Linked DNA regions of Homo sapiens: region 1 is linked to region 2. The links are chromatin contacts, found by Hi-C or POLR2A ChIA-PET in ENCODE. All regions are on one chromosome and are shown on one strand. Each heading gives the region's core, a stretch centred on a gene start or an enhancer-like site at or near the end of the contact. The rest is flanking DNA. Distances are from core to core; before and after follow the strand shown. Region 1 overlaps CAMTA1 (calmodulin binding transcription activator 1). Region 2 holds the start of DNAJC11 (DnaJ heat shock protein family (Hsp40) member C11).

The links. Hi-C counts contacts between places; a loop is a spot of excess contacts on that map. ChIA-PET counts read pairs that join two places held with the same protein, here RNA polymerase II (POLR2A). Pooled maps may share reads with other maps.
Region 1: a loop to region 2 is called in a pooled map, with 2.8 times the contacts of the local background. The contact joins the enhancer-like site here to the promoter of DNAJC11 in region 2. A Hi-C loop is called at or near these places in 2 of 50 pooled maps. POLR2A ChIA-PET finds 5 or more read pairs at or near these places in 2 of 52 experiments (HEK293 and endothelial cell of umbilical vein).

What each region holds. Positions count from the first base shown.
Region 1 is chr1:6,819,712-6,824,445 of GRCh38, forward strand. It overlaps CAMTA1 (calmodulin binding transcription activator 1), which reads left to right. Exons shown (of 23, transcript NM_015215.4): 2 at 470-539. Among named protein-coding and RNA genes, the nearest start is that of CAMTA1, 37 kb to the left of the region's middle. Within about 2 kb of position 2,945, at least 5 of the 41 ENCODE cell types and tissues checked have a DNase peak (open chromatin) inside an H3K27ac peak, as active enhancers do.
Region 2 is chr1:6,699,047-6,703,828 of GRCh38, forward strand. DNAJC11 (DnaJ heat shock protein family (Hsp40) member C11) reads right to left here and starts at 2,770. Exons shown (of 16, transcript NM_018198.4): 1 at 2,683-2,770. The coding sequence starts at 2,754. RefSeq lists a silencer at 2,557-3,006.

The DNA of each region.
Region 1 (4,734 bases), core at 1,695-4,194, 120 kb after region 2:
TGAGCCATTTGAGGATAAATTGCTGATAAGTTCCATCACTCTCAAATACTTGATCATGTACTTCCTACAAACAAGAACATTCTCCTCCATAACCACAAGAACAGTAATCACAACCAGGAAGTTAACACTGAGACATTCCTACTCTCCAGTCCTAAAGTCCTGTTGCTGTTTGCCAGTTGATCCAGCAATGGCCTTTGTAGAAAAATATCTAATCAGAACCTTGGGTCATAACTGGTTGTCTCTTCAATCTCTTAATACAGAAGAGTTTTCAGTCCTTTTAGACTTTCATGACCTTGACACTCTTGAGGATTGCAGGCCAGTCATTTTGTGGAATGTTCCTTGATTTGGATTTGTCTGATGTTTCCTCATGATTAGATTCAGGTTTTGCATCTTGGCAGGAATATCACAGAAGAGCCAGATTATATCTTTTTGAAAGATTAGTTTTACATTTTATTTTCTGTTTCCTTAGAGCGTTTCCCAAAGTGTATTCTGCGGAACTAGCACCTACTGTGTTCTCAACACCGTGCCACCTATAGAAGGTAGGATTTGAAAAAGCTTTTGACTTACAGGAAGGGGTGGGCTTGGCAGTGGCAGTAATTATCATCTAGTACAGTGGAAACAGCCTTCAGCCCGGACTCAGAAGACCTGGGTTCTGCACTTAACTGCTGTGTGATCTTAGATGAGTTACTTAATCCTTCTGGGGTAGCAAAAAGAATGCTCTCCTCATAAAGTTTCTGTGGAGATGAAAAAAGGCAAAAGATTTAATCACACGGAGAAATCAAAGCACTTAACAAATGTTTGATACTAATACAACACTTCTGTAATTCTAGTGTCCAATACCAGGTGACTTAGAGTAGGAGCAGTGTGGTATTTTGGGAAAAGCCACAGGTCATGTTTGAATCCCAGCTGAGCCACTCAGCAGCTGTGGATCTTGGGCAAATTAATCTGAGCCTCATGTTCCTCCTCTGTAAAATGGGAGTAATTAAGCCCTTGTGTTTTATCGTGAGGATTAAATGAAAGAGTGCAATGTAAGATCCTTTCTGGGTGCCTGATACACAGTAGAGTCCCACAAGTGCTTACTCCCTAATAAATAATGGAAAATAGATTTACTTAATCACATGTACCTCCAGTTGGAATTGAATGAAGTAGAGGAGGAGAGAATGTCCCAAAACCCAAATTGAAGTGATGGCTTACAGGGCTGCTGTGCCCTCACTTTATCTGTTCCCTCATACATATTTTTAGATTGAAAATGTAAATGTAGATAAACAGTGAGAAGTTTATTGAACCTGAGTTATGATTTGACCTAAGCCTGGACCCGAGATTTTGTAATATGATCAACAGGAAAAAGGTAAATCTGGGCTACCTAAAAATAGAAGCGGTAAGTTGATCATCACACAACTCTAAGAACAAGAAGGGGATTGTTAAATAGCAAAACTAATTATATTTTTCTACTTAAAAAGCTGTTAGTTTCTGTTTCTTTAACCTTTTAAAAATCTTTTGTAGAATTACTACTGGGTTTAATTCACTTTGGAGACTTTGGAAAAGAATAATGCAAAATCAGATCAGTGTTTGGCACATAGTGCTTAATTAATATGTATTTTGGATATATGGTGATTTGAAGGCCTTAGGTTAGTAATGGCTGTATTTGCTGCTGTGAGCATTATGCTGACTTGAATATAACAATATATGTTTATGTTTTCAGTTCCTATCCTACTAATTAAATCTAAGCACATAATAATTAGAGCTAAACAGAAAATTGTAGAGCTTCCTTTTGATTTTACTACTCCATGTTGTTGATCAAAGATATTCCCAATAAGATTTAGCAATTTGATACACTGTTATACCAAACTGTTTGAACAGTTTGGTCTAGAGTTTGAAAGATTAATCGTAATCAACTTGAATGAATAACAGTGTTCATCATTATTCATAGAACCAACATTATTTTTTATTATGAATCAAAGTAAAATGAATGTATCATTTCTAGATTAGTTAATATAGTTATAATTTACCTTGGCAGAAGTCACAGAATTTTCGAAGGAAAAGGTCAAATACATTTCTTTGGATTTAAGTAAAGGATTTGGCAATGTGAATCTCATTTTTTTGAAACAAAACATGAAAACAGTAATTCTGCTTTTTGTCTAAGTGAATGAGCATTTTTTTGCATATTGGAAAGTTATATTATACTACACCTTGTAGGTTGACTAGAAAGGATGGTTCGTTCTTTAGAATTAGAGTTGTCAGTCAAGCAAATCATCTGTCATTTTCAAGAGCCTCACTAGTTATTTTTTTATTGTGAAGTAGGTTAGAAAATTATTTTGTAAAGTCTAATACCATACACATATATTTTGTTAGATAATGATAATGAAGTGTTTTACTGTCATTTGGTTGACACTCCCACTTTTCAGTGTCAAAGTTCAACTATTTGTATTGAATACTGAATAATGCAGTGGAAACCAGTATATGCCTTAATTTTACTGTTCACTCAAGATACTATTATTAGGATTTGAAAACTGGTGCATGTGTTTAGTTATTTTATCATTCTTAGTTATCCCAAAACATTAAAAAGCAGATTTTAATTTAAAAACAGATTTTTATGCAGTATAGCCATGTAAAGTTCTTTTCCAGTGTAAAATCAAAGTTTCTCTGTATCCCACTTCACCTGTAGAAACACTGAAATTTAAAAATATGAGTTTTAACATTTTGCCTATTTGAAATTCCAGTAATTCTTTTCTCAGTATTAAACTCGCAATCCTTATAATGTAGTAGGAAAATTTACCCATTGTTATGTTTCTTAAAAACATCCAGTTTATATTCAGCGTGAACCTAAAATTCTGGAAATGGTACACTTTAAAAACTGATCAAGGGGAACCCACTGGCCAGTCATATTCCTGTTCCTTTTGACTCTGTGGCCACACCTCCGTGTAAAGTGTAATGTTTAGAAACTAGATTGAGAGAGTGCTTACACAGCCCTGCCCTTTGGTCACATTTACCACTGCCTGATTTGGTATCAGAGTGGAAGACTGAAGCCTTTTCTATAGCAGTTAATTGTGCTGTTGAGAAGAGTACCTTTATTACATAAATACCACACACACACACACACACACACACACACACAAACACACACACACGCACACTCTTTATATACCGCACAGTAGCTGGGTTCCTCGAAGAGGCTAAAAGAACAGAAAATTAACATCAGATTGTGATCACAAACATAGAAGCTGGGGTTTAAAACTCTGCTCGTAAGTGTTCAGAATTGTACTTCAAACTGATAGCTTTCTCAGAGATATGGCTATTCATATACAATTCAGAGCAAGCCCATCCATTGAGCAACCAGTATAGTGCCGTTTTCATAAAAGGTACCTGTAAATGTTGAATATTTGAATTGAGTATAGATTTTAGAATTTCACCTCTATTTTCAGAATTGTACATATCATGGGGGATTTTAAAAAATGGAAATAAAAGTACTTTAGGGGAAGAGAGAAGGGAGGTAAAGGCTCACGTGATCTGGTATTCTCTGCTTTAAAGTTTTATGGCCCGTGGAACCTCCCTCGGGAGGATGAAGTGCAGGGAGCATAAGCACATAAGATTACCGAGGTTTTATAGTGTGTAATTCATACAGAACTTTCTATGAACTTTCTTTTAGTTGAACAGTTTCCTTTTGGTTTCACAGGAAGATTTTTTGAAAGGTTTAATCTTATTTTCCTATTAAATTAAAATTTGAAATTCTTGAAAGCAGTCAGTTTTTAGGTTTTTAAAGTTTTTATACTGCTTATAGAAATAGAGGATGGGTATTATAATTCAATTGGTTATGTAGTTCATGGACCAAAAAAGATTTAGTATGCCAAAACTCTCTTAAGTTCATCTCCATAAAATCTTTCTATATGATGTAGTAAATTTTTTAGACTTTATTTCTATGCCCAATATTTTCCTTTTAAGATCTTTTCCTTGAGAAGAAGTGTGTTAATCAGATGAAAAATGTTTGGAGAGGATTTTGTGACCTTAGAAAATATTTTTTGTTCTTTGATGTTTTTCATCTGTTCAAAAAAATAGACTGTACTGAACAAAGCCGTAGTAAATAACTGGAAAAAGATATTGTTGTATTTCACTTTTAAGATTATTAACCAATGCCTGTATACTTATGTAAGGTTGCTTAATTGTAAGGCCTATTAAGTTATTTAATGACAGTAAATTTTATAGGGATTTGTGTCTGGAGAAGAATTAGAGATAATCTAATCTTGTTGATTTGGGAAAACTGAAACTATTAAGTAACTTACCCAAGGTCACACAATTAGAAAGTAGCAGAACTGGGCCAGATCTTGGACTCTTGACTCTGAGTTCAGTGTTATAAAACCTTATTATATCATGAAAAGTTGTTTCAACTGTGACTTACTGGAGCAAATTAAGTCTTTGATGTTTTAATGTGCAGCTCCTTAGTACCTAGTTATGTGTACCCTTTGTATATTGGGGATCTTATGTAGCATAAAAAGCCTGGGATGAATAATTTGTAACTTTGACCTAAATGTGCCAAAGCTTGTGAGAAATTTTGAGTCAGGCAAAGAAACTTTGTTATAGGAGTGAAAAAATAAATGATATGTAAGCAAACAAATGAGTGAAATAAATGTTATATAAAGGAAATGATCTCTTCTAGAAATCATCAGGTAGACTGATTATTAGGTAGTCAGACATACCATCTAGTCTGAAAGTAATTATTTTTTCTCTAACTCATTTAGA
Region 2 (4,782 bases), core at 1,520-4,019:
TGTAATCCCGGCACTTTGGGAGGCAGAGGTGGGAGGATCGCTTGAGCTCAGGAGACCAACCTGGGCAACACAGAGAGACCCTGTCTCTACAAAAGATACAAAAATTAGCTGGGTATGGTGGCATGTGCCTGTGGTCCTAGCTACTAGCGAGTCTGAGGTGGGAGCACCTGAGCCCGGGGAAGTCAAGGTTGCAGTGCACCATGATCCACCTCTGCACTTCAGCCTGGGCAACAGAGTGAGACCCTGTCTCTAAACAAACAAACAAAATTTCTTTGGCTCCCATCCGTAAGTCCAAAAACAATGACAGGCTCTACAGTTTCAGCAGTTTCAAGGTATACCTTTGACAAAATCTTCACCTAGGACTCTGGCTAAAACTATTACTCTAGACCTGCTTGATCATCTGCAGCAGCTGCCTACGGTTCAGTACGCCTGATAAATGGCTGCTCAATTACTGACAACCCAGACTAAGTACGAATGATTTCAGAAAGGCTGGCTTCATTTATTGCTTGACTTCTAAAAACTGGAAAAAAAGTATAACTAGCCAGACATCTTCATTTAAAGGGAAAGAGACTTAAGGCTAAATAAGTGATTAGCCCATTAAAACCTAGATGATGGGTTGATGGGTGCAGCAAACCACCATGGCTCATGTTTACCTATGTAACAAACCTGCACGTTCTGCACATGTATCCTGGAACTTAAAGTATAATTTAAAAAAAAAAGGAAAAAAAGGAGTGATTAGCCCGAAGTGTTGATTAATGAGAACAAGAACCCCCAGGTGCCCTATGGCAGCCTAACAAAATCTGCAATTCCCAAAGATATTTCACTGGACATTCTCATAGTACAGTGGCCCATACATTCGAGGGATTCTTTCATGAGGTGCTCAGTATCAAGCCTCTGAGCCCAAGCTAAGCCATCATATCCCCTATGACCTGCACATATACATCCAGATGGCCTGAAGCAACTGAAGATCCACAAAAGAAGTGAAAATAGCCAGGTCCTGCCTTAACTGAAGATATTCCACCATGGTGATTTACTCCTGCCCCACCCTAACTGGTCAATTGGCCTTATGACAATACACGCTCCCCGCCCTTGTGATAATGTACTTTGTGATATTCCGCCCTTAAGAAGGTACTTTGTAATATTCTCCCCACTCTTGAGAATGTACTTTGTGAGATCCACCCCCTGCCCACAAAAAATTGCTCCTAACTCCACCGCCTATCCCAAACCTATAAGAACTAATGATAATCCCACCACCCTTTGCTGACTCTCTTTTCGGACTCAGCCCATACGCACCCAGGTGATTAAAAAGGTTTATTGCTCACACAAAGCCTGTTTGGTGGTCTCTTCACACGGACGCGCGTGACACTCAAGGATACAGTACCAGAACTAGCAGCTTTGTAGTCCAAGGACTGGTAAGGTAAGGTGACAGACTAGCATGGAGCTCACAAGCTGGGCTCCAGAGTCAGACTGCCTGGGTTGAGTTCAGGCTCTTGCACTTTCTAGTAGTGTGACTTTAGACACACTACTTAATCTCTCTATGCCTTGGTTTCCTCAAGTGTAAATCAAGGGCTATCATAATACTTACCTTAAGAGCTATCCTCAGAATTAAATGAGATAACAGTACAAAGTTCATTCAGCATAGTGGTCCCACACAAGATAAGTTTGTATTATTAACATCACATAGACTAATATTTACTGACAACACACACTGAACCCGCTTTGGTTAGCATAGCCAAACTTGGCTAGCTTTCATTACCACTGGAAAACCTGAGAGATGGAATTAGGAATTCTCTGGCAGGGCTGAAAAGTCTGGACCCATCGGCTTAAAGAAACTGATCCACCTCATGACCTGACCCTGGAAGCCTTCTCGCCCTTCACACCTATCTCAACTCCAGACTAGTCAAGAACAAAGGAGTGTAGTGGGGCCCTACTACTGCCAGGCTATGTGAGACTCTCTCATGTTATCTTTTATTCGTTGAGGAGACAGGGTACAAGTGCTTGGTGTGAATGTTGAAGCTGTTGTTAGGGCACCACTTTTCTGGCCTAGGGCTTCTTCCTAATCTGCAGCCTCCGAGCCGAGGGTCTGTGTCCCGGAGGCTCTGCCTGCAATTTCTGGACATCGGGTCCAGGGGAATGAAAGAGGGCATGAGACGCATGCCTCTGAGGCTGGACCCACTTCAGAGGCAGAGCGTCCCCACGAAAGACTCGGGAACCGGAAAAAGCCCTAAGGACGTTCCCTAGTGGCCTTGACCTTGGTGGGTGAGACTCAGTTCGCCATCCTGCTGGCGGCGGGCGATGACACAGCCCCTCAGCCAGGACGAGTATGTGGGCTGAGCGCGAGACGGGGTCTCGGAGGACTGCTAACCCCACTACGGTGGCCTCCTCGGGGCCCCCGTTTCCTCTTGAGCGTGCGGGGGCCTCTGGCCCTACCCGGACACAGTGCACGCGGCGCACTGGCCTTCAGGAGCTGGGGCGGAGGCTGGCCCCGGAACCCCCGGCGGGAGGGTCTGGGCGGTGGGGACGCCTCCATCGGGCGGCTGGCGTGCACGTCGCCGGGGTCACGCGGCCTCCCCGACGGACCCGAGCCTCCCGTGGCGGGGGTGGGGCGGCCACCGCCAGCCCGGCCCTCCCGAACGACCGGGCTCGGCCTCAGCCCCCAGAGCGTCCAGCCGCTGGCCTCACCTCCCTGCGCACGTTCAGCAACGAGTAATAGTCTTCATTGTCCAGCTCCTCCTCGCTCAAGGCCGTCGCCATCTTCGCAACCTTTCACCCCGCCAAACCGGCAAGGCCGTGCTCAAGAGGGGCCAGTGATCCGCGTCAGGGACAGCGCGGGCCAGCCCGGCTGCGCCACAGCGGCCCCTGGCGGCCCGGAGCCGTCCGCGCCCGGCGGGAGTGCGCCTGCGCTTTGCGCCCCCGCGCGGCCTAGGGCGGGACGCGGCGCCTAGGCAGCCCTGGCGGGGTGACCACGCGGGTGTCTCTTCGTGCTCCCAATGGACGCGTGGCACGCGGCGTGGCTGCGTCCTCGGGGGCCTGAGATCCAGCCAGGACTCCCTAGGGCTTTTCCTGTACTAGAAAGGGAAACTTTGCTTTTTTTTTTTTTTTTTGAGACGGAGTCATACTCTGTCGCCCAGCCTGGTGTGTGTGCAGTGGCGCAATCCCGGCTCACTGAAGCCTCCACCTCCCGGGTTCAAGCGATTCTCCTGCCTCAGCCTCCCGAGTAGCTGGGACTCCAGGCGCGCGCCACCACGCCCAGTTAATTTTTTTGTATTTTTGGTAGAGACACGGTTTCACCATGTTGGCCAGGCTGGTCTGAGGCTCCTGAACTCAGGAGATCCTCGGCCTCCCAAAGTGCTGGGATTACAGGCATGAGCCACCGCGTCCTGCCTAGAAAGGGAAACTTTGAAGTCACCTCCAGGAGATTGTCATCCTCTGGGAGACAAACCCCTGTGATACCACCTGTTACCCCACTGGCCCCAAACTCCTGGAAGAAGCGCGAGGTGCCCCCAGTGCAGGGTGCATCCGGATCCTAGATATCCCCCAAATGACATTTGTTCCTACCTCCATTGTCTTTTCTCTTGGCCACCCAGAAGCCTTCCTGCCCAGAACAGGCCTCCTCATTTTAGTTATTTGTTATTGCTCTAATTTAGGAGCACCTGGCCATCTTTTCTGCTGCTTAAATGACAAAGCAATAACTATTTGGTTCCTGATATAATTGTCTCTGGCAGGCATGTGTACCTGCAGTCCCTACCCCAGAGCCATTCTCCTGTAAATTTCTCCCTTATAATTTATCGGTGGAGTCTAATTGATTTCAACCTGGTGCCTGCTGTTTGGTGCATTATTAAAGATGTCTTGGTTACAACAATCTAAATAATTTAAAGGTCTTCGAAATGACGCCATTGTCAAGGGAAGGTGGACAGCAGCCCACTCTTGCCACCTGTTTGGTTCCCGCTGACCTGCGCAAGTCTCAGAAACCTTTGTTGTTCCTTCACTAACCACCAGTCCATAGCCATCCCCGTTGCCCTTCATAAGCAGGTCTCCTGGGAAGCCCCGAACACCTGTCTGTGGATTTGAGAGGCTGATTTCTTTCTCTTTCTAATTTTTGGCCAGATGTGCACCATCTGGGCCTGTGTCTCATCCCTTCCAAGTTGCCCAGCCCTCTTAGGATCTTTTGGCATGAGACACTTCGGTGTGCTGAGACAGATTGTTCGGGTGGGTTGAGTCAGCCTGAAACAAACTGTCAGCCCAGGTTGTAAATTAAGGGCTATTTCTTTAGTTGTGTGAAGCTTCTCCACAACAGCTTCCATGGTCCATCAGCTCTTCCAGCAATGTTATGGGCTTTGCCTTTTTCTCCTTTGCAGAGAAAAGAGCTGTGGTTAGGGCCAAACTGCATGCTGACATTTGACAGTCTTTAAGAATTTCTTTCTTTTTTTTTTTTTTTGTTTGAGACAGAGTCTCACTCGGTCGCCCAGGCTGGAGTGCAGTGCCACGATCTTGGCTCACTGCAACCTCCGCCTCCCGGGTTCAAGCGATTCTCCTGCCTCAGCCTCCCAAGCAGCTGGGACTACAGGCGTGCGCCATCACGCCCAGCTAATTTTTGTATTTTTAGTAGAGACGGGGTTTCACCATATTGGCCAGGCTGGTCTCGAACTCCTGACCTCGTGATCCACCTGCCTCGGCCTCCCAAAGTGCTGGGATTACAGGCGTGAGCCACCGCACCCGGCCAAGAATTTCATACAGAGAGACTGGGGGTAAAAACAACAATGTGGAGACATTCCTTTTTCC